Regions from separate parts of the Homo sapiens genome. Here region 1 is linked to region 2. A link is an interaction called in ENCODE POLR2A ChIA-PET data of the cell type or tissue named here. Cell type or tissue: PC-3. All regions are shown on one strand. Each heading gives the region's core, and the rest is flanking DNA. Links, peaks and the distances in the headings are about the cores only.

Region 1 (4,531 bases), core at 275-4,274, 190 kb after region 2:
TGATGACGAAGTCTCACTCTGTCACTTAGGCTGGAGTGCAGTGGCGCAACCTCTGCCTCCCGGGTTCAAGCGATTCTCCTGCCTCAGCCTCCTGAATAGCTGGGATTACAGGCATGTATCACCACATCCAGCTAATTTTTGTATTTTTAGTAGAGATGGGGTTTTGCATGTTGGCCAGGCTAGTCTCAAACTCCTGACCTCAGGCGATCCCCCTGCCTCAGCCTCCCAAAGTGCTAGGATTATAGGTGTGAGCCACTGCACCCGGCCAAACATTTGTATTATTTTGTATAATTTAATCTAAGTTGAGATATTTAATATTTCGAAAAGCTGAGTAGGCTATAAACAGTTTTCTTTAATTTTTGGGTTTTTTTTTTTTTTTTTTTTTTTTTGAGATGGAGTCTCGCTCTGTTGCCCAGAATGGAGTGCAGTAGCACAGTCTCGGCTCACTGCAACCTCTGCCTCCCGGGTTCATGTGATTTTCCTGCCTCAGCCTCCCAAGTAGCTGAGATTACAGGCGCCCACCACCATGCTCAGCTAATTTTTGTATTTTTAGTAGAGACAGGGTTTCACCATGTTGGCCAGGCTGGTCTTAAACTCCTGACCTCAAGTGATCCACCCACCTCAGCCTCCCAAAGTGCCAGGATTACAGGCATAAGCTACTGCACCCAGCATCTTTAAACTTTAATTGAAAAGCATTTCTGTTTTATTCCATGAATTCAAGATTAATTTCAAAGCTAAAGTTTTTATATCTGGAAATACAGGTTTTTAGGCTGGATGCAGTGGCTCATGCCTGGAATCCCAGCACTTTGGGAGGCCGAAGCAGGCAGGATCACCTGAGGCCAAGAGTTGAAGACCAGCCTGGGCAACATGGCAAAACCCCGTCTCTACCAAAAATACAAAAAAGATTAGCCTCCCAGACTCACGGGTACATCACCTTGCCGAGTTTATTTTTTTTATAGAGATGAGGTTTTACTGTGTTGCCCAGCCTGGTCTCAAATCCTTGGACTCAAGCAATCCATCCGCCTCAGCCTCCCAAAGTGCAGGAATTATAGGCTAAAGTTCTTTTATTGCAATATTCAGTGTTTGGGTTTTGTTTTGTTTTGTTTGAGACGAGGTCTTGCTATTTCACCCAGGCCAGAGTGCAGTGGAACAATCAGGGCTCACTGCGCCCTCAACCTCCCGGACTCAAGCTTTCCTCCTGCCTCAGCCTCCCAAGTAGCTGAGACTATAGGCACATATACCACACCTAGCTAATTAAAAAAAAATTTTTTTTTGTAGAGATGTTGCCAGGTTGGTCTTGAGCTCCTGGGCTCCAACAGTCCTCCCCCACCTCAGCCTCCCAAAGCACTGAGATTACAGGCATGAGCCATTGTGCCCAGCTATTGTTGTATTTTTTAAAACTTTTAACTATATTTAAATAATCTCCAGAAAATATGTGATAAATACCGCATCACCTTTTCATCTTTTTCTAATTAGATCAAAGTCTGATCTTTGTAAGGTTTTATTCCATTGAATCAATCCTTTTTTAATATCCTGAAATCTATACTAGGATTATAATTCTATCATAGGCTCTTTCTGTCTAATAGGTCAGAGCTTTACGGGAATATAATAAAAAAGTCATACTTTGTAGGAGATGAGATGAAATAATACCCATAGCAGATAAGTAGTTAACTTCAAACCTACTTTCGTACCTCATTGCATGGTACATAGTAGACATAAACTAAATGTTTGAGAGAAATCTCTCCATAGATGAATGGATAAATAGTAAAAAAAAACAGAAGAAAAGATGGATTATCATTCCAGATAACTTTTTAGTATTTTCTTCTTAAGAAATCATGTTTTCTGTAAACTTGTAAATATAGGTGACTCTTTTTATAGGATGGCTGTCTGTGGTTGCAGACCATAAATCTTAAAGAAAATGTGGAATCTGAAAAATTGAGAAAAATCATCTTAGAACTGTGTGGTTGAATGAAATGACTTGAAAGGTGTATTAACTATTTAGAAGCTATGCTGTGAGAAGTAAAAATAAGTCCCCACTTACTACTTTTCTGACAATTTAATCGGTAAAAGTTTTGTTTAAATGTTCTGTGTTCCAGTATTATTTCTGTAGAAATTTTAGTTTGATATACTAGTTGGTTGTTTAAGACTTTAAAATGAATAGTGTTTTTTAGAGATATTTATAACTACAGTGACTTCCTGGAGTGAGAGATCTAAAGAGAAAATTTATTCTGTAAGCCTGTATCATATTGACTGAGGATTTAGAGGTACCTTAATAAGCAAACATCTGTTAAGTTGTGCAGTGTGCCTTTTTATCTTGTGTGTAAAGGACACCGTTACAAGTACTGTCAACACCAGTATTTCAGTTCTAGAATGATTAAGTAATAGCAATAACAGTTTGTATTATCGTCCTTTTATTGTGTTTGTATAGTACATTTTAGATGTGATAATGAATTCTGGATTTTTTTTCCTAAAATATAATTTTTTTATTTTTAAAGCACCCTGATTTATAATTTATTTTCTTCTGCAGCTGATAATATTCTTAAATATTAGATAATTTGTTTCTTAATGTTTTTGTAGCATTTCATAAAGCTGTTATATGGAAAATAACAGTACGCAAGATAACTTTAGAAAGTTCTGTTTAAAACAAGAGAACACAGGCTAGGCGCCGTGGCTCATTTCATGCCTATAATCCCAGCTCTTTGGGATGCCAGGGCAGGAGAATTGCTTGAGACCAGGAGTTTGAGACCTGCCAGGGCGACAAAGCGAGACCCCATCTATACAAAACAATTTTTTTTTAATTACCTGGGTATGGTAGCACGTGCCTGTAGTCCTAGCTACTTGGGAGGCTGAGATGGAAGGATTGTTTGAGCCCAGGAGTTCAAGGCTGCAGAGGTATGATCATGCCACTGCATTAGATTATTTAATTCCTAAAATTCTTTTCCATTTCAAAAGTTGGTGATTGCTTCAGCAAGTTGTATACATGACAAATGTGGACTCAAAAATTATAGGTAATAAAAGAGAGTCAGAAGATGTGGGTGTGTAGGAGACATTAACTAGGAAATCCAAGAACATTGTGAAGTCCAGTGACCAGGAGGTTTTGTACATGCTGTTTAGGTAGTGGCTCTTTATCGAATTGCAGTTCTGCATTGTCACATTGATTCCTTTCATCAGAGGAAACTCAGTATGTTCTGAAAGCTAATCTCTCCCAGAAGCTCTCTTTTGGTTCTTCCTGTTAATGGCTTCATCCTGCTCTTACTCACCCAGAATGAGGAATCCTTCATGAAACCTTTACTTTCTCACATGTAGTGTTTGCCTAAAATGTCCTTACTATCTCTTCTCTTTACCCTTCCACCTGTTTTCCTTCTTCCAATCCTCATTCATTTTTTGTCAAAATCTTACCAATCCCTCAATGCCATTCTGCATTTTACCTTAATATTGTCAACTTACTTTTTCTCAATTATATTCTTAATATTCTCAACTATAGCTTTTTTTTCTGATTTCATAGCTTCATAGTACTGATTATGCCACTTTGGGGCTGTAGTATTACCCTTCTACTTTTTTTCTGGGGATTTTACCAGACTACATTTTGAAGTTAAAGATAATACCATGTCCTTCTTACATTTTAGTATCCTCTGCTTTGCTGACTTTATTCAGTGCATTTCACTAGATGTCCACATTGCCTTACCTGCAGTTCCAAAATCCAAAGAAAACATAGTTTTGTTTTGTTTTTGTGAATTCAATATTACACTCACTTGGCAACAAAATATTTCATTGACATGACATGAGTTTATGTGTGCTACAAAAGAAAAATGCTGTTTTGTATGTTAGAAACAGTTCAAAAGGAGTTTCATATGGTTTGCCTTTAATTTTTATTTAACCTACTTAATGCACATTTTGGTACAAAATATCAAGTGTTACAGAATTATGGTTATATCATTAATGGAAATAATAAGCAGATGATCAATAATATGTTGGGGGTACTTTTTTGTTTTTTTTTGAGACGGAGTCTTGCTCTGTCGCCCACACTGGAGTGCAGAGACACGATCTCAGCTTACTGCAACCTCTGCCTCTCAGGTTCAAGTGATTCTCCTGCCTCAGCCTCCCAAGTAACTGGAATTACAGACGTGCACCACCACGCCTGGCTAATTTTTGTATTGTAGTAGAGACAGGGTTTCACTATGTTGGCCAAGGCTGGTCTCGAACTCTAGACCTCAAGTGATCCACCAGTCTCAGCCTCCCAAAGTTCTGGGATTACAGGTGTGAGCCACTGCGCCCAGCCTAGGGGGTACCTTTTTGATGCAGAGTCTCTAAATTCTGGTGGTACCTGAGGATCTGAAACTTTGGCGACCAAAAGTCCTGATTTGCGTGAGGCACACCAGTTCACACTAGTTGTCTAGGTTTAATAATTAATAATGCTTCTTTTTCATTCTCAAAAGAGCCCTGATTTAGACAATAAATTATATGGTCACCCTACCTATAGCCAGATATTTCTGCACCAAATGCCTCGATTTTGGTGGGTGGCTTTAATTAA
Region 2 (4,264 bases), core at 1-4,000:
CGTAGGCAATATTTTAAACATTTTATGAAGGATTCCATTAGTTTCCCTCTTGTGTTTAATTTTTTGAACTATGTTTAATTTAAACCCTCTTCATTCTCAAAAATCTACATCTTTCCCAGATTTTAAAAGAGGCTACCTCCTCCACCACAGAATTTTTCTTTAAGAAGACAATCAGCACGTCTATCTTTTTAGTCAAGATCCATCTCTGGATCTGCTAGAAGAGAGACTATGGAGACAAATTAGAGTCCATGGGAAAGCGATATCTCTGTCCCCTGCGTGGAAGCAGCATGCCATCAGAATGCTTAGTATTAATCGCAAACTGAACCCTGTAATGTGTCACCTTTCTCTTCAGGGCCTCCAGCTTTCCAAATGTCCATCTAATCTGTGTCCACCCCCGGGAGCAGATAGTAGTTTCCCGTGTTCTTTGATAGTATCAAAACTTTGTCACTTAAGAAAAAGCCTGATATTTACACCAGGTTGGCCAAATGCTCAGCTGAGTCTCAAGAGGGTAAAGAATTTCAGGCATTTAAAAAAAAAGAAAAGAAAAAGGCCAGCAATGGAGTCATGTATTTAGTACTTGACTCAGAGTTAACAGGCCTGGATTCTTGAGGCAGCCCTGGCATGAACAGGCTCTGTGACCTTAGGCAAGTTGCTTAACTTTTCTGAACTTGGTTTTCTCATTTGTAAAATAAAAGAAGTTGAACTATGATCCCCAAGGCCCCATTTGCTTAACAGTGCTGATTCTTAACTACAGTAGCAATAAGATCATCAAAAAAATTCACTTCCCAATCCCTGTCACCAAGTTCATATGCAGAGAGACAGAGGGGCTTAGGAGAAAACTGCAACCTAGTAACCAAGGAAACATGAAAATTTTAACAGTGAAAGACATCCTGTGTAGCAAATTCTACAAAGTGAACCAGGAAAATAGAATTAAGGATGAAGAAATAGGCTGGGCGCGGTGGCTCACGCCTGTAATCCCAGCGCTTTGGGAGGCTGAGACAGGTGGCTCACAAGGTCAAGAGATCGAGACCATCCTGGCCAACATGGTGAAACTCTGTCTCTACTAAAAATACAAAAATTAGCTGGGTGTTTTGGCACGTGCCTGTAGTCCCAGCTACTTGGGAGGCTGGGGCAGGAGAATTGCTTGAACCCGGGAGACGGAGGTTACAGTGAGCCAAGATTGTGCAACTGCACTCCAGCCTGGTGACAGAGCAAGACTCCGTCTCAAAAAATAAAACAGGAAATAGTAGGGAGAGTTTTCAGAAACTCTCCTCTACTCCCCAACTTACCCTCAAAAATCAAATTGTAGGTTTCCCCACAGATCTCTGGAAAAAAATGCTTGATAGTTCTCTGGGGTAAACCCTTCTATTTGATCTAAGATTCAGGTAGTGTTAACTTTTGCTTCAAATGCCTTAGTCAAGATTGCTTTTACTGTTAGAAAAATCCTAACTCCTTACATACTGATTATATGCAATCTAGGTAAGTCAAGCCTTCTGCCCTGTCTGCCATTCAGAAGTCTCTTTCATGTATGTAGCTGAATAGTAATCTCATAAAATAATATTGGAATGAATAAAGACCCAGATGTCTCAGGTCATTCCATCCACGCAGTTTCCTCTTTCTCCTTCCTATATTTACATATTAATTTTAAGTCACAGGTGAAAATTAAAGCTTGCTGTCTCTCAGTCTCTCTTTGATATTGCAAAGAAATGTTACAAAGCTTCCTAAGGGAAGGTTTCTTGCAGGAAATAGTGACTCCCAGTATGATTAGTCCCCAAATCTGCCTGCTAGGCTGAGTGAAGAGGACTGAAATGCTCTGTGGGTCACAAGGTCATAAACCTCAGGAATCTGGCCACACTGTCAGGCATTCTCCGCCAAGGACTGGGGGATGTGGGTTCCTATTAGAAGCCAGGTCACCACCAGCTGAAATTGAAACATACATCATAGTCACATCCTGTTTAAGTGAAAACTAACTTCTATTTCCTGGAATTGCTTTTTGTCTGAGGAGAGGGAGTGATTGGGGTGTAGTTAAGGGTAGCTAAGGTGCATGTCATCCCTTGGAATGGGAAGCACGCAGGTTAACGGGGGATGTGGGGACTGCCCTGGAGCATCTTGTCTCTCAGCCATCTCTAGCTCACGTCTCACCCTCCCTTGTTCACCTCTCCCAAGTTCTCGAGTGAGCATTCTGGGCACAGGGAGGTCAAGAGGAAAATGGGGGAAAGTAGTGGGAAGGGTAAGTGAGATGAGAGATGGTAATGATAGAGATCAAATCCTTTTTAGGCCTCCTGTCCCTTGTTTTTCCATCTTGGAGATAGGCTCAAGCTCCGAAATTGAGGGCTACAAGAGCAATAGAGAGAAGCTTTGCTTTCATGGCTGGCACAAAATATGAACCACAAGTTAGAATATCTCCTATTTGAGCATTTATCTGGAATGAGCTCTGAATCCCAGAGGAGGAGTTTCTCCTCCAAGATACAAGTCCTGAACTGGCTCAGAAAGAGAAGCACCCTCTAACGAGTTGGTGGGATAAGCTTTGCGCTGTTTGTGATCAGCCACTCCCCGTACTGCCCACAGGCTGGCCCGCCCGTCCCAACCTTGCTATCACCCTGTGGAATGCCAATTCTAAGAGGCACTTGTATAGAGGGCTTATTAAAACACTGATTGCTAGGCTCCACCCCACAGCTTCTGATTTGCGTCTCTAACAAGTTCCCACGTGATGCTGATGTTGATGATGCTGAACCACACTTGAGAACCACTAGCCCAGCACATCGTAGGCATTTAACCAACATTTGTCGTTCATTTCACAATGGGAAGTCAAGGATGAGTGCTGCGGAACTGAAGAAGATAGGAACCATCTCATTCTGGATCTCTGAGTTTAGAAGTATTTGTTGCATGTTTCCTGCTTCCCACACTGTTCATGCAATTTTAGCAATTTTCAGGAAACAGCTGTTGCTTTCCACCTTGAGAGACAATGAAAACTTAATAATAGGTAAAACGACATTTTGGAAGAAACTGACGTACCTTATATATCTGGGACAGCCTCGCCTCTTACATAATTAACGGTAGACATTGTAGGGATTATGTAAATTGACTTGATTTTCTTTTAAATCTTTAGGAAGACTTATCAATTAAAGAAGTCTAAGTGACTTGCCAGGCTTTACACAAAAACCTTTTTTTGGTCATAAGCAAACATTTCTCACCTGAAAATTTTTTTTCTAACTCAAGTGATCAATTTTGATCATGAGTCAGAAAAATATTGGGGCAATGTGGGGTTTAGGATTGCTGCTTACTTCACGCCATTTCTTCAGCTCATCTCCTTTAGCTTCAAGGCTGAACACAAATGAGTTAAAAGGAAATGGATTACTTAAAACCTACATTTGTGGCTCATTTTCCATTCACCAAACTCTCTCCTCCTTCCTCTTAGACATACACACTTTGGGAAAACCTCACAGAGCATGAAGAGCCAGCTTTTTTTGTTTTGTTTTGTTTTGTTTTTGAAAACAGTCTTGCTCTGTCACCCAGGCTGGAGTGCAGTGCAGTGGCGGGATCTCAGCTCACGGCAACATCTGCCTCTGAGGTTCAAATGATTCTTGTGCCTCAGTCTCCCCAGTAGCTGGGATTACGGGCGCACCCCACCAGGCCCGGCTAATTTTTGTATTTTTAGTAGAGATGGGGTTTTGCCATGTTGGCCAGGCTGATCTCAAACTCCTGGCTTCAAGTGATCTGCCTGCCTCGGCCTCCCAAAATGCTGGGATTACAGGCCTGAGCCACCGCGCCCGGCAGAGCCAGCTTTTATTTAATGAAACTGAATAATGCGTATTCATCAATATATCGATAACTGGAATTAAGATTTGCAAGGACCACTGCAACGACAATATATATTCTTGCAACTATACTCCTCCTTGCTCAAAAAGCTTTATAGGCTTTCAAAATGAATGCCTGTAACATCCCTCTGAGGTAAATGAGGAGCAGGTGTAATTATCTTCTCTTCACAGATGGACAGGCAGACACAAAGGAATGGACTGAATCAGCCAGGAAGGGAATCAAGCTAAGGACCTAAATAATTCTAATACAATCTGCCTGTCTTGTCAGTGCTGCTTTCCTTCGATGCATGAAAATCTGTATTGTGGGAAACTCTGAAGGTATTGTTTTTGTATTCTTTAGTGATGTAAGAAACAAAACTCCGCACAGACACCTAAAGAGAGGAAGTGATGGGACTGGTAAATATGGGTGGCAGCAGGGCAAGTCTATAAAAATCAAATTTAATTTT

The links. ChIA-PET counts read pairs that join two places held together with the same protein. Peaks named below come from ENCODE experiments on the same cell type or tissue, not always from the same donor. Only the 100,000 strongest peaks of a DNase experiment are listed, where the experiment ranks them.
Region 1: POLR2A ChIA-PET joins it to region 2 with 7 read pairs; 4 of 35 experiments call an interaction of 5 or more read pairs at or near these places.

Annotation. Positions count from the first base shown.
Region 1 is chr7:77,612,804-77,617,334 of GRCh38, forward strand. All of the region lies in intron 11 of PTPN12 (protein tyrosine phosphatase non-receptor type 12), which reads left to right. Among named protein-coding and RNA genes, the nearest start is that of PTPN12, 78 kb to the left of the region's middle. In PC-3, for the core only: no CTCF peak of the experiment used is centred there; no DNase peak of the experiment used is centred there.
Region 2 is chr7:77,426,309-77,430,572 of GRCh38, forward strand. No RefSeq gene overlaps it. Among named protein-coding and RNA genes, the nearest start is that of GSAP, 12 kb to the left of the region's middle. RefSeq lists enhancers at 1-164, 864-1,560. In PC-3, for the core only: no CTCF peak of the experiment used is centred there; a DNase peak (open chromatin) is centred at 1,923; H3K4me3 peaks cover 606 bases; H3K27ac peaks cover 2,514 bases.